3 separate regions of the Mus musculus genome follow, and regions 2 and 3 are each linked to region 1. The links are chromatin loops, found by intact Hi-C in ENCODE. Cell type or tissue: heart. All regions are shown on one strand.

The links. Hi-C counts contacts between places; a loop is a spot of excess contacts. Peaks named below come from ENCODE experiments on the same cell type or tissue, not always from the same donor. Only the 100,000 strongest peaks of a DNase experiment are listed, where the experiment ranks them.
Region 2: a loop joins it to region 1, with 2.2 times the contacts of the local background. A loop is called at or near these places in 8 of 42 quality-filtered maps.
Region 3: it touches region 1 in a loop (3-fold over the local background); 19 of 42 quality-filtered maps call a loop at or near these places.

Annotation. Positions count from the first base shown.
Region 1 is chr7:29,518,830-29,526,829 of GRCm38, forward strand. It overlaps a transcript of Sipa1l3 not described here and 4932431P20Rik. Among named protein-coding and RNA genes, the nearest start is that of Sipa1l3, 17 kb to the left of the region's middle. In heart, CTCF peaks have their summits at 2,745 (motif pointing left), 3,573 (motif pointing left) and 5,073 (motif pointing left); DNase peaks (open chromatin) are centred at 3,582 and 5,042; H3K4me3 peaks cover 806 bases; H3K27ac peaks cover 744 bases; H3K27me3 peaks cover 4,961 bases.
Region 2 is chr7:29,434,365-29,442,364 of GRCm38, forward strand. It overlaps Sipa1l3 (signal-induced proliferation-associated 1 like 3), which reads right to left. Exons shown (of 23, transcript NM_001081028.1): 3 at 385-461. Among named protein-coding and RNA genes, the nearest start is that of Sipa1l3, 67 kb to the right of the region's middle. In heart, no CTCF peak of the experiment used is centred here; DNase peaks (open chromatin) are centred at 4,063, 4,517 and 7,597; H3K4me3 peaks cover 502 bases; H3K27me3 peaks cover 7,320 bases.
Region 3 is chr7:29,316,447-29,324,446 of GRCm38, forward strand. It overlaps Dpf1 (D4, zinc and double PHD fingers family 1), which reads left to right. Exons shown (of 12, transcript NM_001368371.1): 12 at 35-1,140. The coding sequence ends at 105. It overlaps Sipa1l3 (signal-induced proliferation-associated 1 like 3), which reads right to left. Exons shown (of 23, transcript NM_001081028.1): 22 at 7,724-7,805; 23 at 3,932-5,841. The coding sequence ends at 5,698. Among named protein-coding and RNA genes, the nearest start is that of Dpf1, 12 kb to the left of the region's middle. In heart, a CTCF peak has its summit at 3,238 (motif pointing right); DNase peaks (open chromatin) are centred at 2,365 and 2,965; H3K4me3 peaks cover 1,642 bases; H3K27ac peaks cover 3,712 bases; H3K27me3 peaks cover 4,578 bases.

The sequences.
Region 1 (8,000 bases):
ACCGGTTTCTCCTTTCTCCTCGCCCGGTCCGCCTTCTTCCTCGGCTCGCGGAACCTTTAGCCGTCCCTCTCCGCAGGGCCGGAGTCTACTACTCCGAGCCTGCGAGCCTGGGGAGGGGCGGGAAGACTGGAGCCCTGCGCTAGACCCCCTTCAGCGCTGGGCGGAGCGGGACGGCGCGGCGCGCCCTCGCGCACGCGCGCTCTCCGGCCGACTCAGCCCTGGATGGTTGGGGGTCCCCCCTCGGGGCGGGGGTCGGAGGACTTCTTTTCCCACCCCCTTTTGGAACGCGTGCGCGTGCCACCGTGCACCCGCGCGCGCTCTGGTTGCCCGGGTCAATCCGCCAGGTGCGGGGCTGCGGGACTAACCGTTCTGTTAGTGGGGTCCTCCCACATCGTTTTCAAGGTAGCTTCCCAGGTCCCCTCTAAGTCTGTTCGTCTCCATAGGAGCTCCGGGGTGCCGCAGAGCTCGCTGTCCCTTCTCGGGAGTCCTGTCACAGGTAACAGGCGCGGCTCCTGCCCGAAGGAGGTGGACACACCTACCTCCCGCCCATGTGGATTCGGGGAGCCGGAACGTGAGGACGCGGCTCCCCGTGTTCCTCTCTGCTCCAGACCAGTCCCCGAGATGGGAGGCGCAGAATCACGACCCATAGGGGCTGCCTGGAAGGCTTTTTCTCTTCTATTCATTCAATAATGCCATAGTCTGAGGGTAACTGCTGTTTGTTGAGTGCCTATAGCCTGGGGAATGTCCAGATTTAGTCCACTCGTAGACATGAGTGAAGATTCGACCTATAAAAAAACAACAAAAACACTCCATAAGGAATTCTGAGGTAACTGCCTCGAATTGCTCAGCCCTCATGCATACGCTTTCTGCTTAAGCCTGCGCCCTGCCTGGCAAGGTGTTCATTATGACATGACAGAAAACACATATTTCTTATCCGGACAGATCAGAGGCGTCATTCACGTGCCCATTCATTCAGCAAAACGTATCATATACATCTAATCCAAGTCACTGTAATCGCAAGCAGTAATAACCTAGCAAAAATACCTACATAAACTAAGTTTAAATTTTGAGACTGGGTTTCCTCATGTAATTAGCTGGCCTGCAACTTTTTTTTTTTTTTTGGTGTGGGAGACGGTTTCTCTGTGTAGCCCTGGCTGTCCTGGAACTCACTCTGTAGACCAGGCTGGCCTCAAACTCAGAAATCCGCCTGCCTCTGCCTCCCGAGTGCTGGGATTAAAGGCATGTGCCACCACTGCCCGATTTGGGCCTGGAACTTATGTCCACACAGGGGGCCTTGTACTCACAAAGATTGCCTGCCTCTGCCTCCAGGTGTTGGGATTGAAGGCATGCACTACTATGCCTGATCAATTTAAATTTTTACATAAAACCAGGCCGGTAATCATAGCACTCACAGGCTAAGGACAGGAGGGTTAGTGCATAGAGAGTTCTGGGCCATCTTGGACTACCAAGTTAGAACTTTGGGGGGGGGGGGGAGCATAATTTTATATAAAAACTCCCGAAGCCTACCTTTCCCTGAGACTCTTTAGACTTAAAGTTAATGGTTGCTAGGGAAGAGGTGTTTTGTTGAGTGGTATGGCCAGCAGTGAGCCGCTCATGCCCATATGAATAAAACCTCAACCATGCTCTTGTAAGGGACTCTAAACCAGCTGGTTCACATAAATGGATACAATAAAATTTACACAGAACACTCAAGATGAATATCCACAGGCAGTGGTGGCACATGCCTTTAATCCCAGGACTTGGGAGGCAGAGGCAGTCAGGTCTCTGAGTTTGAGGCCTGCCTGAGCTACAAAGAAAGTTCCAGGACAGCCCAGGCTGTTAGAGAAATCCTGTCTCAAAAAAAAACAAAAAACAAAAAACAAAAAAAAAAAAACAAAAAAAAAAAAACAAAGCAAACCAAACAATCTCAATGATGAGCTGTGATATCTCAAAATGTAAATATGTTTCTGTTTCAGTTTACAATTTAATTAAAAGTATGAGACACCAACAACGGCAGGCAGTCATTTGTGGCATGGATTGTTATAACTAAAGGTTGGAAACTGCCCAATGTCTATTAACAAGCCAAATACACTGGCAGAAGGTCTGTAATTTACCGGGAAATTCACTAGGGAAGTGGAGGCAGGAGGACTGGGAGTTCCTTGGCTGCACTGCAAGGCTGATGCTTGCCTAGGCTACATGAGATAGCCCCTCCCCCCATACACACAGGACCAATAGTTATTAATAGGAATTTGGGTGAAGGGTCAGGCATATACTCTGCAACTGGCAACTGTTATAAAATGAAGTATAGCTCTATATATTAATATGAGCTCATCTCTAGATAGAGTGAGAATGTATGTATACTGTGTACAGACATATGTAGAATATGTATTATACTCCGATATGCACAGGACACCTTTAGAGGGATACAGAAAGGATAGAACCAGGTCAGTGTTATGAAGAGGAAACAGGACAGGTAGCCAGCTGTGAGATGGTGACGCTTTGCTCCTATGGCCCTTGGTATCCCAATAGTCTTTCCATGTTCGTCTTAAAAGCTAAGGGGGGATAAGAGCTAACTCACATAGTACCTTCGGAAGAACTAAATGGGGTCTAGGGAGATAGCTCAGAGGTCAAGAGCACATACTCTTGGACCTCTGACATGGGACCAGTCTCCTGAACCCATGTTAAACAGTTCACAAATACCTGTAATTCAGGTTCCAGGGGATCTGACACCCTCTACCGGCCACCTTCCAGGGCACCTGCACTCATGTGCACATGCCCCCTCCCAACACATACACAGAATTAAAAAAGAAAGAAAGAAAACAGTATTATGTAAAATGCCTGGTCAGTTCTCTGTGGCCGGTGCTATTTATATTTGTGACTAGGTGCTACTATTCCCAGTTATCTGAGCTACCTCGTCTATTCACTGGAAACTAGCCCACCATATTAAAGTATGTTTGTCAGCCATAACGAAAGTTAAAGTGCATTCTAGCCTATTGAATCTGCCCAAAGTCCAAGAGTCATGCTCTCAGAAGACCACGTGGACAAGTTTCAGCTCCATAGCTGTAATGCCATTCAAAGAACAGAATAAGCCAAGGTGGCCTCTCTAGTTTATAGGCAGTGAATGAGGCCCTTCTGGTCCCAGCTGGACTACCTGCACGCCTGTCCCCAAATGTGAGGCCTGCCTGGAAGGCAAGGCCTTCTAATTCATTCAGGGTCTGCCAGCAAAGCACAGGATGCATACCCTCCCCCTTTTGGGTGCTCGCTCCTTGTTAAGTACACTCACAGCAGCCAGCTCCCCGAAAGACTGAGGCAGGAGGACCACCTGAGTGTGCACACATACCAGCAAGCACACCATGGGATTTAAGTTTGAAACAGTTAAAGACTGAAGAAGAAAAAAATGTAATAACCTATCACTCCAATTGTCCCATTGTTAACTTTGTGACCGTTTGTTGATGTCTCCTTTGCCTGCTAAACTGTAAAGTCTAGGAAGCAAGAAGTCTGTTATCTCATATGCTGTTAGATTCTATGAAGCCAAGGAGTGCCCAGAGGCATGCAGTGTGGTGGAGTAGACTGCCCCCTGCAGGCAGGTCTCTCATAAGGCAGGGCTCATAGGCCACCTGCTTTTCCTCAGATACAGTCTGTGTATTGGATCTAAGGAAAATTAAAAGAAACAAACAAACAACCTGCCCCCCCCACACACACACACAAACACAGAGACCTGGGTTTTCTCTGCAGACATCAGGAAAATAGCATATCTTAGTCTCATAATCACTCTGACTACAGACTGAGTGCTACCAATAAATCATTTCTGAGTTATCAAGCTGTCAGTCACTACCATTGGAACCAAGTCCTCCAGAACTCATTCCAGACTCATTCTTAGGGATCAGCCTTGAGTCTAAGGATGAAGTTGGGAAGGGCTTAGGGGAGGGGTTTTCTCTGGTTCATCCTGATGAATGAGCTCAAGGAAGGACTGACAGAAAACACAAACCTTAGTGAAGACTCATTTGTGTTCCCTCCACCCCCAAATCCCAGCAGTGATAACCCAAAGGATCCCAACTGTGAATTTTGTAGGCTGGTGAAGAAAAGGGGGGACTCAATGGGTATACTGAGAACAATAGGAGCTACTGGCAGGGACTGCAAAATTTCCACACATGATATCATCTCTGGTTCTGGGGAGTAAGGAGGACCGAGTGAGGTAAATTGTGGGTCTGATGAGCAGTAGTGAGCTAGCAGAGCCTCCCTATCTCTGATACAGGTGAGTTCAGAACTGTGCATTGGCTCTTACATCTTGATTTGAGGGTTGGGGATAGGGTCAGTCACATAATAGTCCTGGCTGGCATGCCCCTTTCTGTTTAACCCAGGATAGCCTCGACCCCAATCATTATCTGGTTCTCCTGCCTCAGCCACCCAAGAACTGGAACTGCAGGTAGTCTTGAACACACGTCCTTCCTTCTCCGAACAGATTCCCACTCACTCTACATAAATGTCCTGCCTGCGGCTTCCTCTCTGCAGACACAGGGCTTAGCCACACTGGAGGGGAGATTCTGCTGACTCTGCTTCTAAAGGCCCATGCCGTTTCTCACAGCAAACTCCAACAGCTTTCTAAGCAAATGGCCCTCCATGCTAGTGTGCAAGAGATCAGTTAGAGAGCTTGTTAAAAGCCAGGTTATCACTGGGTCTTATATAGGAGTTTACAATGCAGTAGGGCTGGGTTTGGTCCACGACAATTTGCCCTTCCTTCCTTCTCTTCTGCTCCCCCTTTCTTCCTCATTTTTGGGGGGGTTTGGGGAGCACTGAGATAGGGTATCTCTACACAGTCCTAGCTGTCATGGAGCTCAGAATATAGAGGAGGAATTCAGAGAGATCAAATTCAGAGAGATTTGCCTGCCTCTGTCCCCAGAGTGCTGAGATTCTAGGTGTGGGCCACTGCCTCAGGCTAAAAGGACTTGTACTAAGCAATCTAATAAGTTCCTAAAACACTGCCGAGCAGCAGGGCTGGAATAACACCCTGGGAAACATCCTCTCTCAGAGACTGGGTCCTTCCCACAGCAGTCATGGTTGGCCTTCACTGCCCTCTGCTGGCCACGGTATAAATTTAGTCGTCATGTTTATAGAGCAACTGGGAGTATGAAGAAGGGAAGGGGAAGAAAAGAAAAAAAGCAAAAGGGAGGGGGAGGGGAGGAAGAGGGGATAAGCAGAACGGGGAAACGGAAAGGAGGAGATGAGATAGGAAAAGAAATGGAAACCCAAGGCCTCTTGGAGCCAATGGTGGCTGTCTGCTGCTTCAGAGTATGCATATCAAGGCTCTCTCGGGAATTCTGTCTAGTCCTCGGAACATTGAAGATAGAGCATGGTATAAAGCAGGCAAGATTGGCATTTTCATCTTACAAATGAGGAAAAGTGGGTTTAGAGATGAAGCTCTGTGGCAGAGCACACACTCTGCATCCACGAAGCCCCGGGTTCCATCCCTAGCACTGCATAAGCCAGGCATGACTGTCATCCCCAGCACTCAGGAGCTGTGAGCAGAGGAACCAGGAGGTGAAGCCATCCTCTGCTGTACAGGAAGTTCAAAGCCAGCCTAGGATATACAGGCTATCACACAACAAAGGGAGACAAAACCTAAACCTCGAGCCAAACTAAGCTCCACTCTCTTGGGTACCCGCAGGTCCGTAAGCCACCTTCCTAAGAAGGGCCAGGGGGAAACTAGGCCTGGATGGCGACTTCTAGGCTCATTCCTAAGTGGATTGATTTTTTGAAGCTTCTGAACGACACCATTCAACAAAGCAAGGTAAGGCACGGGTTTTTAGGGCATTAACATGTTATCGGTGGGCCTCTATACATCTTATGGTAATAGGCACTTCACAAAAGCTATATATGGTCCACAAAAGCAAGAACCAGGACAGACCATTGTTGTCACCTCAAAAGAAGGGGGCTACCAATTTCCAAATAACCGTACAGACGTAACAGTGAGGCACAGTGACGGTGGCACACAGACATTTGGGAGCATTGTCAGAGGAACCACCCTGTGTGAAGAGGAATTTCCTAGAAGGGAAGAGTGTCTTACTCGCTGTCTTGTTGCTGCGAAGAGACACCATGAGCAAAGCAAACCTTATGAAGGGGAAAACTCTCATCATCATGGCAGGAAACACGCTGGAGAGGTAGCTGAAAACTACATCCTGAGCCACAGGCAGAGAGAGAGACTGGGCCTGGTGTGGTCTTTTGAAACACTTCTTCCAAAAAAAAAAAAAAAAAAAAAGACATACCTCCTAATCCTTCCCGCACAGTTTAGCTGGTAACGAAGCATGCATGTATATGAACCTCTAGGGGCCAATCTCTTTCAAAGCACCTTAAAGAGTAAGATACCAGCAGTATAGCTGGCCTTTTGGCTACTTCTTGGTTTCTTTTTTTCTTTTACCCTTGTCCACCCCTCTTCTTCCATCCCTTCAACCCCCTAACACTAAGTAGGAGAGAAAGAAGGATAGAGGGGAGCCGAAGAAAGAAAATAACTCCCCAAGCAAAGTCAGCGGTAGGAGAGGGGTGATGGTACTGTTAAGACTTTCTGCTGGCTAGGGGTGTGGTGGTTTGAAAATACTTGACCCAGGGAGTGGCATTGTTAGGAGGTGTGGCCTTGTGGGAGGAAGTCTGTCACTTTGTGTGTGTGTGTGGGGGGGGTGAGCTTTGAGACCCTCCTCCTAGCCACGTGGGAGACAGTCTTTTCCTGGCTGCCTTTGGAGCAAGCTGTAGCACTCTCAGCTCTTCCAGCACCATGCCTGCCTGGAAGCTGCCATGCTTCCTGCCTTGATGATAATGGACTGAACAACTGAACCTGTAAGCCAGCCCCTATTAAATGTTGTCCTTTTTTTTTTTTAAGTTTTAAAGATTTATTTATTTATTTATTATATGTGTGGACACTGTAGCTGTCTTCAGACACTCCAGAAGAGGGCATCAGATTTTTGTTAACAGATGGTTGTGAGCCACCATGTGGTTGCTGGGATCTGAACTCGGGACCTTTGGAAGAGCAGTCCGTGCTCTTAACCGCCGAGCCATCTCACCAGCCCAAATGTTGTCCTTTTTAAGAGTTGCTTTGGGGGCTGGTGAGATGGCTCAGTGGGTAAGAGCACCCGACTGCTCTTCCGAAGGTCAGGAGTTCAAATCCCAGCAACCACATGGTGGCTCACAACCATCCATAACAAGATCTGACTCCCTCTTCTGGAGTGTCTGAAGACAGCTACAGTGTACTTACATATAATAAATAAGTAAATCTTTAAAAAAAAAAAAAAAAGAGTTGCTTTGGTCATGGTGCCTCTTCACAACAATGGAAACCCTAACTAAGACAAGGGGCATTGCTCTCCTTGGAGCAATTTTGATCTTTGCCTGCAGGGTATCTAATTTCTTCTTTTGGACTCTCCTGTGACAGCTTGAAAAACTGCAACAAGGGGGCTGGTGAGATGGCTCAGTGGGTAAGAGCACCCGACTGCTCTTCCGAAGGTCAGGAGTTCAAATCCCAGCAACCACATGGTGGCTCACAACCATCTGTAACGAGATCTGACGCCCTCTTCTGGAGTGTCTGAGGACAGCTACAGTGTACTTACATATAACAAATAAATAAATAAATAAATCTTTAAAAAAAAAAAAAAAAAAAGAAAAACTGCAACAAACTGAAACCAACAGCATCCAACCACCAATGGACAAACAGCCCATTCTGCCGGGGCTCTAGCACTTATATATCCTGGAACTTTGGAAAAGTCCCCAGAATTCCAAATGTCACATATTCACAGAAACTACCTGCAACAGGCAGAACCACGCCACTGCTAGAGCACGAGGCAGACCAGCCACCTGCTGTGAAGCAGCCCTCCTGAGATTAAAACAAAAACATATTCTTATAATATTTCTGCAAAATTCCTACTTTATAGCAGAGAGAACATTTGGCAACCTCAGCTTTGCTGTGGCTGGCTCTGTCCAGATGGACCGCAAGTCTATGGTTCATATTTATGTCTCAG
Region 2 (8,000 bases), 84 kb before region 1:
AAACTGAATGAAGACCGTACAAAACCGAAACCCCCTGACTGTAACTGCCTGTGAACGAGGCTCTCTGAGACACACTGCTGCTGAGGTGCTGGTACCAGAGCATCTGTACAGCCTGGGTTTGTTCTCAGAGGACAGACGGAAACACAAAGCATGCATATGTGTGTGTGGGAAACGGGGTAGCAGCACATGGCACAGTGAATGAATGACAGAGCTTATCTCTGAGGGAGGCTGGGGGGGCTGGGAGGCTGGGAGGCTGTGGGGCTGGGGGGGCTGGGGCAGTGATAGAGACGGTTCTCTTCTCTGATACTCTTTGTATGCATATTTAAAAATAATAGAGGCATGTGTATTATTTATAAATTTTAAACAAATAGCCACAGTACTTACCTGGATCCTAGTGCACCTTTGCAGGTCTCACAAGAGCCAAGGCCAAAGGTCAAAGGGCAAGGTCAAAGGTGATGCACCTATGAAAAGGAAAAAGAAAAGGTCATGCTTTTGGCCAAGGGGCACAGGGTCTTCCTGCTTTAACAGTCACCTGTCACACTTGACAGGTACCTACCAAAGCCTGGCAACTGAGAACACAGTAGAACAGGAGAGCCGCTGTCCTAGGGAGAGGAGTTGGCCGAACAAGCACACAGCACAAGACCAGGGCTGGCTAGGGTCTGATGCCAACTGAGATGAGAACATGGGGTGGAGGGAGCAGGGCTGCTAACACACAGAGGGGAAAGACACCCAAAGGGGTTAAGATCACAAACTATGCCTGCCCTGGAAAGAGCTTCCAGGCCACAGGACAGCTGGTGCAAAGGCCCTGAGGCAGGAGTGCATGGCCACCGTGACAGTGAGGACAAAGGACAGATGCACAAGTGTGGGACACACAGGGACATTCCTTTCCGAGAGTTATGTGTGCAGAAGTGACAAGCAGTACTTGTCTGACACAAGTCTGGGCGCGTGAATATTTGGTATGGTTCTATTTATCTGAATGGTAAGATTTTAAAATTGTGAGTGTATAAAGTAATGTATACACGTGCAGGCACACATGTATGTGCACTTCTAGATCAGAAGACAACTTCTAGAAGTTAGCTCTCTGCTTCTACCTTTAGGTGGGCTCTTGGGATTGAACTCTGGTTGTCAGGCTTGTTCGATCTTGCCAGCACACAGTTGAGCATTTTAAGGATGAAGCGAGTCTGTTCATACTACATGTGCTAGCACACGCAGGGCCCTGAGTCGGGAGGAGCTCTAGAAGGGCAACCTCCAAATGTCCACGGGAAACGGGTATGAAAGGATGCAGAGGACCCAATTCCATCCAGAGATCAAGATGTCTTAAAACGGAACCAAGTCCGTGCTTGCTTTTCTTTTCTTTCATTTCTTGTGCATGTGTGTGTGTGGGGGGGGTGGTGGTGGTGGGGGGGGCTGACTTTGTAGCTCAGGCTGGCCTCAGGCTCCCAGGTGCTGCTCTGTGTGCATCAGCGTGCTTGGATCTATCCACATACTTGCTACTTTACAACTGAGGTCTAGTGATGGATTCAGTGACTTAGAAACAGGTGAGTAAGGTAAGCCAGGTGTGGTGGCACATTCAGGAGGTTTAGGGACAGGGACGGACACAGGCTTGAGGACCTCTGCAGGGCAAGGCCCTGAGGAGCACATGATCCAGACCTGGCCTCACGCTGAGGTCACTGCACTGCTTTGCCCCGTTCCTGGCCTGGACGCCAGGTGAGCTAAGCAAGGACAGCAGCCCCAGGACAGGGAGGAGGAAAGGAGAGCAACAGGGTGGCTGGTCCTGCCTGATGGGTCACTTATATCTCTTTACATCTGCCAAGACCATCTCAGCCCCTCTAAGAACAAAACAACACAGAAGACCAACTCAACCACGGACCCAAAGAGCCCAGAGCCAGGGAAGATACAGCACCCTTGACACTGTACTGGAGGCCTGGACCCTGCAATTCCCGATGCCATTGTTAGTGGGCTCTCCCGGGCTGCATCTGTATAGTCCCTCTTTTACATAAGCAGGATGGCCTTGATTTGTGTTTGTTCTCAAGAAAAATAGCTCCCAACTAACACAGAAGGGCAGAGGCCAGGCCGCTGCTGTTCTCACTGATTCCCAGAGCTCACTACCATGCCATTTAGGGAGGCATAAGATAAAATTAGCAACAGTCACTATACATAGAGCCAGCAACTCCAGAAAAACACACATTTCAGAAGAACCCAGAAGCAGCCCCTTGGGTCCTTGCCTGTTCCTCAGCTGTCCAAACAGTTTTGACTTTCGAGATATTTCACAGGATGGGAGGGAAGCAGAAAGAAATATTAAGGACACCTTCTTTGTCACCATCAGACTTGCTATTAGCAAATTCCTGGGATAACCAGGAAGCCCCTGAGTAAAGTACTTGTAAAATTTTACCAGGCCCTGTAGGAGTGCAGTGGAAACTGCTTTTCTTTTCTTTTCTTTTCTTTCCTTTTCTTTTCTTTTTTTCCCCTTCCTCTTTAGTTATACACATTTTTGTTTTTTGAGACCAGTGTCTTACTATGTAGTCCTGGCTGTCTTGGAACTTACTATGTAGACCAAGCTAGCCTTGAACTCACAGAGCTGTCTGAACTCCGGGATTAAAGGTGTGCACCACTACAACAAACTACAAGTCCCTCCACCCCTCCCACATCCACCAGAAGAGGCTATCCTGGGCTCAAGCTTTTCCTGCCTCAGCTTGGCACTCCAGAAGGGAAAGGGCGCTATGGAGCCTCCTAGCTGCTTATGGCTCTCCTTCCTTCGGGGCTAGGTACCTCGGACTGCAAAAGACTAGAGGCCTGTCTGCCTGGGGTCACTGAAGTAAAGGGCGGCTCAGAGGACAGCAGGGAAGGAGGGCACTAGAGCTGGGACACCTGAGCCTCCTCAGAACCCTGGGGAGGGAGGGTGCCAACCCTGCACGCCCAAGACCTTGGCTCATCAGTCACAGGCACTGCACTCACAGGCCAAGCACCACATCTCAGTAGGGACTCGCAGGCCGATCAGAGCTGGCCCTGGGAGTTCTGTCACTGTGCAGAAGGGGCAGTAGGCGGGGACTGACCTAGCAAAGTCTTGATAGGAATACGTAAGTGTCAACTCTGGTCAGGCCGGATCTGGGATTCCTGCATCCCAAGCTACTAGGCTCCTTTTGAGGTTTAAGACAGGGCAATTCTGTCCTAACAGAAATAACAGAACAGGAAGGGACCTGAGAGAACAGGAGTGCATGGTCATTTGTGTTTAAGGGAACAGGACCCTTTCAGGACACCTAGCTGCTTCTCTCCAGGGAGGAGCCACTCTGTGGGTGAGTCCTCCGGGGCCAGGAAGAGGAGCACTGTCATTTTGTCTGGTGGACAAGGAGACGGGGTTCTGGATGTGTACTGACGCCTCTGGGGACCAGGGTCAGCCTGGGGACACTCACGGGTCTACTCCAGCCCCAAAGGGGGCACAACCTCCAGCAAGATGGCAGAGGAAAGACCATGACAGAGGTGACCCCCACAGCAGTGGCTCCCGGCAGCACCGACTGCTTCCTGCTTTACAGAATGAGCTTCCGGGGCAGTGTCTGACCGAAGGTCCACAACACCGTAATTGCTTTGCCCAAAAGCAATCTTTTGAGGGCTATTTGCAGGGGAATGAACATGGAGCTGACCCTCACTGAACCCCCCTGAGCCCCCCTGAAGCACACATTGTTAACATCGGCCACGTGTGCTCCTGGCAGCCCCAAACCAAAGGGCCAAGAAAGCATGGGGTGGGGGGGGGGGGAAGCTCTGGAACTGTGAGCCAAAATAAACCTTTCCTCCTTTAAACTTATACTGCCTCAGGTATTGCGTCACAGCAACACAAGCCTAATCAAAACAACCTCCTTTCACATGTTTTCTGTTCTTCTTTGTTTGGAGGCTGGGTCTCACTATAAAGCCCCGGCTGCCCTCAAATCTAAGAACCCCCTGCCTCGGTCTCCCGCGTGCTGGAATCACTGGCGTATGCTACCATACCGGGTCTGGCCAGACGCCTGCTCTTAGCACGCGTCATGATGAATAGCCAAGTCTCTCTCGGCCGAGCAGCCAGCTGTGTGAGTGGCTTCCTGGGCATCCCAAGCCGAGTGTAGGAGAAGCAGACCCTGTGGCCTTGCACCATGGCCTACGCTCTCCTTTCCAGACAGTCTGAGAGCATCCTCTGGGACATGAAAAAAGTTGCTCAATTTATCCTCATTTCGAAGCAATCTGCAGTATATGCAGCCCCACCCCATCTTTGAAATATCAACTCAGAGAAAGACCTGCTCATTCAACTGCCTCCCTCCACAGTCCAACAAAGAAGAGCTGATACGGGAAGAAAGAATTCTGCCTTGGGAAAACCGAGGCCCTCAACAGCCGCTGAGCTCATGCTGCAATTAATCACGTTTTCTCTTATGACCCACATTCTATTAATAACCCACACAATGATTTAGTGTGTACCCTTGGTGACGGATGCCATCCTCAATGACTATGACTGAATCGCTGGCTTCAAGGACCTCACCTCCTCACTGCCCGTTCCCCTGACTGACCTGCCTCTGAGGCTATGTTGGGGGCCCAGGGCCAAAGGCTATAGGAACACCGCACACACTGTGGGGGGCTGTCCTCCAGCCTGCAGCCAGCAGCCAGCCCAGGTAGGCTGCGTGGCTCACAGGCAGACCTCAGCAATGGGGCTGCTTAGAGAAAACAACACTGTGTGTGACCGTTTCACGCAGCAGATTGGCCAAAATGTCAGTCTGATACCACCAACTGTGCTAGTGTTGGAGCGAGGGGAACTCTCAGTCACTGTGGGTGGTAACAGAGCTGGAACAAACGTTTTCGAAAAGAAAGTTGGCAAATTTCTTCCTTTCCTTTTTTTATTTTGGAACAGGGTCTCACTGCGCAGCCCAAGCCGGCCTTTAACCACTTCCTCTGGAGTGCAGTGACCCCCGTGCCGGCCACTACCTCAGCCCCACCATCTCACTCACGGACAGAAATAAGTTCGGTGATGCGTTCATTCTCCCTTCAAATTCCCACGGCAAGGTCAAGCGTGGATTTGTGTTTTGCTGTGTGTGTGTAAACCACTCTTGTCAACGCTTGACTACTGAGAGTCACCAAACCCTTCCAACAACCTGCTCCTCTAGGACCCTCACTCCTGCTTGTCCATCGTGAAGCTGGGTATCCTGTAGCCCAAGATAGCCTTGAACTCAGTATGGAGCTGAGGATAACCTTGAACTCTTCATCTTCCTGCCTCTAGCGCCTGACTGGTTGATTGATGGTTGTGTGCACACCTGTGTAGCATGCCGGTGACAGCATATACACATCAGAGGACATTTGAGGGAACTGGCTCTGGCCACTGCCATAGGGGTTCCAGGGATCAAACTCAGGTCAGTAAGCTTGCAGCCGGCACCTTCACCGGTGAGGTCTCTTGCTGGCAACTTCTCCACAGATCGGATGTCCTGGTTAGTTTTTATGTCCACCTGACACAAGCTAGGCTGGGGAGAGGGACCATCGATTGAGAAAATGCCTCCGCTTGGCTGGCCTGTGGGCAATGTGCCGTTCCTGGGTGGGGGGCCCTGATGGCCTAACAAACCAGGCTGAGCAAGCCAGTAAGCAGCACTGCTCCAGGGCCTCGGTGTGAGTTCCCGTCTCCACTCCTGCCCTGCCTGAGTTCTTGATCTGACTTTCCCGAATGATGGACTACACATGGTAAGACAAAGCTAATCCTTTCCTCCTCAGGCTGCTTTGGTTACAGCGTTTTATCCCAGCAATAAGAACCCCAAGACACTCAAGAGCTCATGTCAGATCTCGTATGTAGCAGAGAAGGCTCTGAAACCAGGGGATTCAACTCCAAAACCACCAACAAGGGTGTTGGTGGCAGCGCACACCTTTATTCCCAGCACTTGGGGGAAAAAGCAGGTGGATCTCTGAGTTCGAGGCCAGCCTGGTCTACAGAGAGAGTTCTAGGACAGCCAGGACTACACAGAAAAACCCTGTCTCAGAAAACAAAACAAAACCCACCCAGCCTGAGCTATATAGTGAGACTGTCTCAAAAAAAAAAAAAAACCCACCAATCAACCTCTCTCAAGGAAGCCACCAACAATACAATGGGAAGAGAACAGGCTCGCTCTTTACCCTATTTCCTATCTCTACAAGGCATCAACCACTCAGAGACCCACAAGTGAACAGAAAAACTCACTGTGCACTGCACAACACAGGAGTATAGCTACCTCACCTTAGGCAACAGTGGCATCTTTTTTCCTTTGTTTAGCTTTGGTTTGTTTGAGACAGGACCTCACTATGAAGCCTAGGCTAGCTGCAACTCACTATGTGGCCCGGCTTATGACGTCTTATTCAAGATGGTGGGACGCATTTGCACCTTCGCCTTTCTCAGGTTGGAATGTTGATGTGACAGCTGGATTTGAGATGGTCTCCTTTTGTCCACAGAAGAGATGGGCTTCCTTTGGGAACCCTGGCTTCTTGGCAAAGGCGGGTACAGCTACCTTGTGGATACAGGTTGGTGAGAGCATGAACTATGCTGGAGTTGACCTTCTCCCTCTAATGTTGTTCTGTGGGTTGAAATGACAGCACTGTGTATGGAAGCTCTAACAGCCAAATGCACGAGACACCTGAAAGCCATGCTCCACGAAGTTGTGGGCTGCTCTATCACACGGCCAGTGGTTTGCCAAGAGTCATAGACACAGCCTGGAAAGTGTCTTAAAGAGACAAACTCAGTGGAACTCAAAGCTTTCTGCCCAGCAGGATTGGTCAAATGCACCTAGAAAGGCAGATGTGTGGGCTGATTCAATTCTCAGAGGACCTCAACCGAGTCTAGCTTTTTTTCCTCAGCCTTCAAGAACATTGGCGTAAAGGTCACGTTAAGGCTAAGTCCAGGCTGAGCCCAGCCTGCCCACACATCTGCACGTGCTCTGCTGGCTGGGAAATCCTGCAGAGCTCACAGACCCTTTCTCCTCCTGTCACCAGCCGGTTGCTAGATATGCCAAGAGTTAAGCCCATTCCTGCATTGCACTGAAAACAGCCTGTCAGTGTGGTTTCCGCCGCTGGGTGCGTTTCCACAAAGCATTCCCCCAGCCCCAGCTAATCAGGCGAAAGTTAGGACAGTGGTCAAGCCACCAAAATAGGTCAGGCTTTGGTTTCTAATCCTCTTATTCATAATGCAGTAAAAGGGAAGAATTTATCAGTGAAAACATCCACAGTTACTTAACCTTTGAGTTCCTTCGTGTGGTAAGTAGGAATAATGAGGGCTCTGGGAGGAATATGTTTAAAAAGTGATTCAGTGACAACTGTTTACAGCAGAATCTGTCCTCAGAAAGTGCTTCATAAATGTGATAATGTCCTCATAATGCCGGTGACACAGTGGGACTTCCACTAATCTTAAAGTCTTATCCCTTGATCAATCGGACACAAGGAGAACTTTGTGGCCCTGATTCTGGGCCCCTGTCGGGGGTTAGGGGGCGCAGTACGGGGGGCCAAGGCTGAGAAGCACAAGATGCTGCTGTGGCTCAGGTTCTGTGGGAAGGGGACAGATAACAGAGCTGCTTCGGCGGCCACTTCCCTTCCTTCCAAGACTACATTTCCCAGCCTCTCTTGCAGCTAGCAGTGGTCATAAGTGGAAGTAGGAAGCTGCTGGAAGCCTTGGAGGCGTTTCCTCCAGAGTCATCAAGCTGGCTCCCTCACTTCATGGCAGACTCACTGATCTGTTGCAGCAGCACAGATAAACTTAGATAAGCTATCTAAGGATGACTGACAGCCTTGTTTCAGGGCCAGCGAAGCAGAAGGATCCTTGACTAATGATCCTGCTCTTCTGGCGACCATCAGGCAGCCACGCTGGCCTCAGGGGCCATGCTGTGGACATTTTACTCACTAGAAAAAAAAAAAAATCCCCCTGGTTGAGCTTACACAGTTATCTTTCCAATCTCTGCTACTGATAGCCTTTTGCTTTCTTTTGTTTGGAACAGGTTCTCACTGGCTGACCTGGAGGAGCATTTGGTGAATCTCAAACA
Region 3 (8,000 bases), 200 kb before region 1:
CCAGTCTAATTTTGTCTCTTGGCTTCCCCCGCAGGGAGCTGGAGCTGCCACCTCTGTCTCCGGCACTTGAAGGAAAAGGCCTCTGCTTACATCACCCTGACCTAGGCCCGGCTCTGCTTCCCCAGGATCTTTGGGTGGTGCTATCTCCTGCCTCTTGGAGCTCCTGGCGCTCCCCACCCGGTGTCCCCAGTGGAAGGGATGGGGTGAAGCCCAGAGTGGGGGGGGGCAAGGTGTTCTCCCTCTGCAAGTGGAATGTTACCCTGTGGGTGGCTGGGTCCAACAGGGTCCCTCCTGTCCCCCCTCTTCATCCCTTGACAAATGGGCACCAGGCTTCTGCTCTCCTCAAAGCCATACCCCCGCCTTTGGGCGGGCATAGAGGGGTAGTGGATGCTAGCCAGCAGCACGGAAAGAGCCTTTTTCTAAAGAAAAAGACAAAACGTGGAAAAAAAAGGGAAAAAAATTAATATATACAAAGAGTCCTATAAAGCCTGGCTGGGTGGAGAGGCACTGTTGAGTGTCTGCTGGGGACCTGACTTTACCAGTTTCCTGAATGGCGCCTCCCCACCTCATTTCTGGAGTTGCAATGGTCTCAACTCCCATCTGAGGTGGGTACCACCCCTTCCTCAGTACCCACCGTGGATACTGCATGTGAACTATGGTTTTGAACTCTTCCTCCTCCTCCTTGAGAGCCCCGCCCTGCGCCCGCGTGGTGCCTGCCTGCCAGGCCTGGGGCGTGCAGCCGGGGAGGCGGGTGGGGTGAGGCAGGCAGGCAGCCAGCCCCCTGCAGTGAGAAGCACAGATTGCAATGGACTCAGTTTTTTTTTTTTTTTTTTTTTTTTTTCCTTTCTCCCTTCCCACCCCTTTCCTTCCCTACCCAGCCAGGCTGGGCTGCCTCCTGCCCCCCTCGCTAGCCATTTGGGGGTGGCAAGGGGGTGTGGTTGTTTCTCGTGGTTGTGTGTGTTTGTTGTTCGGGTTTTTAAAAGGGGAAATTGAGACTGCAAGTGGGGGAGGTGGAGGGTCTGGGGGAGTCTGCCCCCAATCCAGGAGTACCCCCCTTGCCACCAAGTCTCCTTTATTGCCTGCCTCTGCTGTGAATTAACTTGTTCTGTGTATTAAACTGGGCCTGACCCCTCTGCCCACAACTGCTTCCATCTCTAACCTCTTTTGGGGTGTCACCAACATGGGAAGCCAAGGGGCCTCACTGGGGTAGAAGCCACTGTGGCTGGCCCCCACCTCTTTGCCCCTACACCATGCCTCCCTGTGGCTTTGTCCCAGCTCCTCCCTGTCTTGCTGGAGAGAAGAGGGGGATGGGGTGGAGGGGCTCCCACCCAGCCAGCTGTGGTTGCCATAGCAACGGGCTGCTGCAGCTGCAGCGGGAGGCAGCTCAAAGAGGGAGGTGGGAGTGAAGACTGGGGGGAAGGGAGGGCTGGAGAGACCAGAAGGCAGCCCCCTCCCTGGCTAGGGTTTGGGAGATAGCACCTCAGCATGGCTGGCTGTCACTTGGGATTCCCTGACCTGGGTGTGGTTAAAAGTGGAGGACAGGAGGACATCTCAAAACACAGGGATTCAAGGAGACAGGCAGGGTGGGGTGGGGGTGGGTGGGGGTGGAGAACCAGGGCAATGGTCAGGAAGGAAGATGGTTCTGAGGCCACAAATGTACTGAATGGAAAAAAAGGACAAAGCTGGAGAGATACACAGATGAAGAGAGAGTCCCAGGAATTCCGAGGGAAGAGGACAGGGACCAGGGACGGGGTGGAGGACTAGTCCAGTAAATAATAGTTTAAAACAAGAAAAAGGAAAAAAAAAAAAAAAAAAAGCCAGGCTTTGGCAAGACCAGGGGAGGGAGAAGTGGACAGCTGTTTGGAGAGACAAGCAGAAAATGTACAAAGTCAGAGGGAGAAAATGAGATAAGGGGACAGGCAAAGCCCCCAGACAAAAGACACGGGAATGAGCGAGACTTTTGGTTGGAAGGCAATAAAGAATGTAAGGGACCGCCATCCAGGATGGTAACACACTATGTGGCTCAGAACTCCAACACTGGAGGCTGAGGCAGGAGGGACGGGGAGTTAGTTACACGTCATCCTGGGCTATAGCATGAGCCTTCTCTTTAGAAAGGGGTGTGGGGGTGCGAACAGACAACAGAAATCTGGAGAGTGCCAGGCAGATGAGGCCAAAGAGATAGGCAGACTGAGGAGAGGTGGGGGAGGGGCATGAAAAACTGGGGCAAGAAAGGGAAGGGACTACGGGGCGCAGTGCAGGCGCCTTCAGGGCTTGGCGTGCGTGTGCGGGTGCGCGTGTGAATTGTGGGGTGTTGGGAGATGGTGGTATGTCTCCCAGGCCAGGAGAGGATGTGAGAACAGTTTGTTCCCGGGTTCCCTCCCCCACTTGGCCCAGGTTGATGGGGGGAGGGCTGGGCTGGATGGGGCCCTGAGGAGGGTGGCGAGTGAGGATGTCTAAGTAGCTGGAAGCCCTTGCAAGGGCTGATTCTCCACTGGATATAGGCAAACACCTTTCGGAAGATATTTGGCGGTGGGGGGTGCGGGTAGGGTGCGAAGGAGGATCAGAGTTCAGCTCAGACCTGAAGAACACAACGACCGCTGATGGGATGGGGTCAGTCCTGTCCAGAGAGGCTGACTTCCCACAGGAGGTGAGTCTTCAGGATCTTCTTGGAACTCCTGAGTCCAAAGTCAGTTTGCCTGGTGCCTCGCCCACCCGCAGATGTCCACAGTTCGGCGAGACACAGACCCAGGACCCCAAGCTTCAAGCCGCCCCCTCTTGTCCTGTCTGGAGGGCCATAGAAATCCTGGTTTTGGCCGAGGCTTCAGGTCCGAGACACTTCCTTTAGCTAGATGACTCTTCCTTTACCTCTGGTCCCCAGGGACCCCTGGGCAGCTCTCCACTGCAATCCATTCCCTGCACTGTTGGCAGAGGGAGGTCCACGGCATGGTGGGACCCAGTGGAGGGATGAGTAGGTGGGGCTGGGCACACAAATGAAGCGGGGGATGGAGAGGGGCGTGGTTTGGGGCCGGGTGGAGGCTTCATACAAATCCCACCAGCATGGCAAGTACTTACTTTACCTGCAATCACCCGTGGTTTTGTTTTGAGACAGACTTCTTTTGTGTAGCCCTAGCTGCCCCCGAACTATGTAGACCAGGATGGCCTCAAACTCACAGATCCACCTCCCTCTGCTGGGGTTAAAGGCGCATGCTATCTTAACTTTGCCTGGCTTTTGTTGTTGTTGTTTTTTAAATATGCCAGAAGAGGGCACTGGGTCTCTTGGGTGTGCTGTCAGGCAACTGTGAGCGGTGAGGACCTGGGGGTCCTCTGGAAGAGCAGCCGGTGCTCTTAACCACAAAGCCACTTCTGGCCCAAAAGTTTTTCTTTTTTCTTCTTCTTTTTTTTAAAAAGGGCTTCATTACCACTTATCTTGCAGTCAGCACAAGGTGGCCTCAAACTTGCTATGTAGCTAAGGAAGACCTTGCACTCCTGACACCCGTTCACCTCTGAGATTCCCGATGTGTACAAACACAACTGGCCTTGAACTCTCGGCGATCCTCCTGCCTCAGAGCGCTGGGATTACAAGTGTGAACCATCACACCTGGCGAAAGGGGCCCATCCCCCATTCCCTTTGAAGACAGGTTCACAGTGCAGCCCTAACTCTCCTAGAACTTACTTCCAACAAGCTGGCCTAGAACACAGAGCTCCTCCCACCTTGCCTCCTGAGCGCTGGGATTAAGGGCTCGGGTTACCATGCTCGCCTTGCAGACCTAGCTTGTTTTAACTTCAGCACATTTTACATCCTGATGGTCAGGTGCCTAGGAAAGCGGCTGGCTGGTAAATGTATGCTGTGCAGCAGGAGTGTGATATGAGCTTAGGAGGAGGGAGCCAGCACTGGCTTCCAGGCAGCTGCAGGAGAACACACCAGCCATTTCTATGAAACGTTTATTTCCTTTGAAACCTCCTGAAACATGCCAGAAATCTCAAGACAGGGATGGGAAGAGGGGGAGGAAAAGACAATAAAGAATGATTAAAACAAAAATCCAAATGGAATAAATCAACCTGGAAAAAAAAGCCTGCTATCTCCAGTCATTACACAGAGTATCAACCTCAAATTAAATAATTTTTTTTTGCAGGAATTCTTACAAAAATAATAGAACAAAAGCAAAAATTAAAATTTACAACTGTCAATGTACATGATTAGGTCCCCCAAATGATTCGAATGGTCTGAAGATATGAGAAGACACATTAAAGAAAGAAATGAAGGGAGGGGGTTGGGGGGAAGGGGGAAGGCTCCAGGTTGGGTTCTGAGAGGAGAGGAAGGGGGAGGGGCTGGAGAACCCTTTAGAAAGGTGATCAGGAGACAGACATCACAGTAGCTGGCCAGGGTTCAGGACACTGGGTGGTCTGGTTTGCCACCATCATTCCATGGTGAGTGGAGGGCATGGCAGGCTGCTCCCTCACAACCAGGGGTTCCCCGGGGGTCAGAGGCAGGTCACAGGGAGCTCTGGATACCCTTTCCTCAAGCCCTGCCCTTCAGCCTGGCCCATCGGGAGCAGAGTGCCTGTTGTGTGTGGTAGTGGGCCCAAAGAGAAGTGATGGGTCCTGGTCTGAGGGCTGGGCCATCTCGTTATGGCTCTGGGTCCAATCTACGCTGCCAACTGTGCCGCCTGCTGCCCCCACGTCCCTCTGAGTCCTCACATTGACCTCCAGCCCACAGGGTTTGGGGAAATCCACAGACTGTGGCCATTCAAACGTGTTCCGGCACAACTCTACATGAAAAAATAAATATATATATATATATATATATTCTTTTCTGTTTGTTTTTAAAGAAGGAAAAAAAGGGGGAGGGGGATTTGTGTTTCCTGGGTGAGCAGCGTGCCCCACTGAGCTGCCCCTTATTGCCTTTGGAGAATCTCTGGGGGCTGGGGGCTGCACTGTGAGTGCTCCCCAGGGAGCACAGTGAGCGTGGCTGGTGTCCACTGGGGGATGGAGTGTGGCCAGGGAGACTTGTAAAAGGAAAGACAACCATACAGGGGGTGAAGGCTCTGCCTCAGCCCTGTCCTCAGGTTCCTCAAAGCCGCTGGCGTAGGGGGCAATGGCCTAGTTGTCCTAGAGGAGGATCCCATGGCTGGCCAGATCAGTAGCTCCAAGGCAGAGGGGCCTGCGGCTGCTTGGAGAGAAGCTGATAAAAAAGATCATATAAACAGTCCTAGCTGTACAAATGGGGTTTCTCAAAGGAGTGGATCTGGGTGCTAATGGGTCCTGTCCATTCTGGGGCCCCAGGAAAATAATTTAAACTCTATGAAAGTGCTCCTGGCTGCTGTGTGGAAGGGGGACTCGGAGGGTGATGTCCATGCTACCTGGAGCCAGTTCACTGGGGATAGAGGAGCCCTGGACTGTCAGGGAGTGGGGGAAGAAAGGGCTCACTTCGTTCCATAGTTCTCATGCAGGGGCTCCTGGGCCCCTCCCACCGACACAGCTCCAGGCAGCTGGGTCCTAGGAATGGGCGCTCCTGTGGCCTGCAAGGCGGCAGGGAGCAGCTGAGAGGGGCCTGAGACTAGTGCCTGGCGTCCCCCGAGTCCCTAAAGGAAGGTTGCAGGGCAGTGGGTGCGGGGCTGTGGCTGGATGACCTGTCACCCCTGCAACCAGAAGCCCACTGCCTGCCAGCCAGGGCGGTCTAGGGTGACCCAGGGGCACTCAGAGCTCCTTCTTCTCCCTGCTGAAGAGCTCTGCGAACTTGCGCAGCTGTTCACTGGCGGCCTGCGACTCCTCCTGCAGTCGCTGGTTGTTCTGCCGCAGGCTGGCCACCTCGGACTGCAGCACCACCTTGTCCTGCTTCTCCTGGGAGGGCAAAGGGCTGGGTTAGTAAGGTACGGTAAGGCAGATGGCTGAGGTGCACAGAGCAGAAGCAGACCGCAGCCACTGGATCCTGAGAGGCCTGTCTGCAAGGGTTCAAATCCCAGCTCTGCTTCTCCAGATGAACCACCCAGGGCAAGTTAACTCATACCCTGGCCTCAACTCTGACAGGAAGTTTGGAAAGCTTGCGGGTTAATTTATTCTTTTTTTTTTTTTTTCTTTTAAAGATAAGGTCTTAGTATGTAGCTCAGGCTGACCTCAGACTCTCCGGTGCTAGGATCACAGGCATGCACCCCACCACTGACAGGCCGAAGTAGTCATTTGCTAGCCATACTCACTGTTACCACCCCACCTCACCCCAACCTTCGGGATGGCTGTCATCTTCACTTTCCTGGAAGAAAACAACCAAGACCCACCACAGCCTGAGCAGGCTCTGCTCTCCCGAGGTCATGCGACATCCTGGCGCAGGGAGTGCCAAGGCTGTGTGTGCAGCATTAAATACCGGGGTGGGATCTGAACCTGGGTCCTGCCTTGCATCACCTCAAATATATAAACAAGTAAAGCTCCCCCAGTCCTGCTTCTTCTCATCCCCCTCCACCCTGAGATGGGTGCATGGACGCCACAGATACAACGGTGCCCTTCCACAAGGGACTGTCTTCTTTTTATTTTTTTATTTATTATTTGGTCTTTTTGAGGCAGGGCTTCTGTGTATCCCGGACTGTCCAGGCTGGCCTCAAACTTACAAGAGGTCTGCCTGCCTCTGCCTCCCAGCAATGAGTGGGAAGGCTGAGGCAGGAGGATTAAGGCCTGGACTATTTCTCACTAAGTTAATATTGCATGGTAGTTGCTAGATATATCTACTAGTCATTTACCCATTTTCACCTATTTCCTTATTTATGCATGCGTGCGTGCGCAGAGGGGCATGTGTCTGAAGAGGGCTCCAGGGGTCCCTGTCACTCTTCGCCTATTTCTTTGTCTCTCCCTTTACCTGTGGTTATGTTCTCTTGGACAGGCTAGAAGCCAGCAAGCTTCTGTGACCCTCCTGTCTCTGCTCTGCTTAGAGCTGGGGCTCCAGGCACGTGTGGCACTATGAGGCTTGACTGAAACTCTTTTTTTTTTTTTTAAATGATTTATTTATTTTTTTTTTTAAGATTTATTTATTTATTACATGTAAGTACACTGTAGCTGTCTTCAGACACTCCAGAAGAGGGAGTCAGATCTTGTTACAGATGGTTGCTAGCCACCATGTGGTTGCTGGGATTTGAACTCTGGACCTTTGGAAGAGCAGTCGGGTGCTCTTACCCACTGAGCCATCTCACCAGCCCTTGACTGAAACTCTTAATTGGCTGCAGAGTCCCACTTGCATGGCTGTCCTATAATATATACTGCCATTCCCCCCTTGATGGCCAACATCTGCCTCCCGTTTTAATTTGTAATTATTTATAATTACTTAAAGGCCTACCTACGTCTCGAAAAACAAAAACAAAACAAAACAAAACAAAAAAAGGCCTACCTACCCTCATGTATCTCAGTAAGATTCAGTATGTAGCTGAGGATGGCACTGGTCTCTGATTCTCTTTCCTCCATGACAAGAGCTGGGATTACAGCATCTGCCATCATGCCCAGCTCAGGCAGTATGAGGAAACCCAGAGCCTTGTGCACGCTGGACAAATACTCTACTAACTGACCTGCATGCCGATTTCCTCTACCTTGCTTGACGTTTCAATCCCCTGGTGATCATATTCCAGAGCAGAGGGGCAGGAGTGTGTGTGTGTGTGTGTGTGTGTGTGTGTGTGTGTGTGTGTGTGTGGTGCAGTGCTGCCTGCAGGGGGAGAGGGGTAGGCAGGAGGCACACTGTGGGCCTCACCTTCTGCAGGTCCGTGTGCAGCTGCTTCAGCATCACCTCCAGCTGGTACACCTTGCCTGTCAGATCCAGGGGTGACTCCTCGCTGGAGAGACAAGGGATGGGGTCAGTCCTGATGCCTGACACCTCAGAGAAGTGTTCTTACTCAAAAATTGGGAGAGACTTGGGGTACAAGTCTGTTCTCACCTTCCTGAAAGCCCAGGGGTGTAAGGGACCGATGAACAGCTCTGCAGGGAAGGCAGAGGCAGTCCCCTCCTGCCCTTGGACCCTGGCTGCCTGT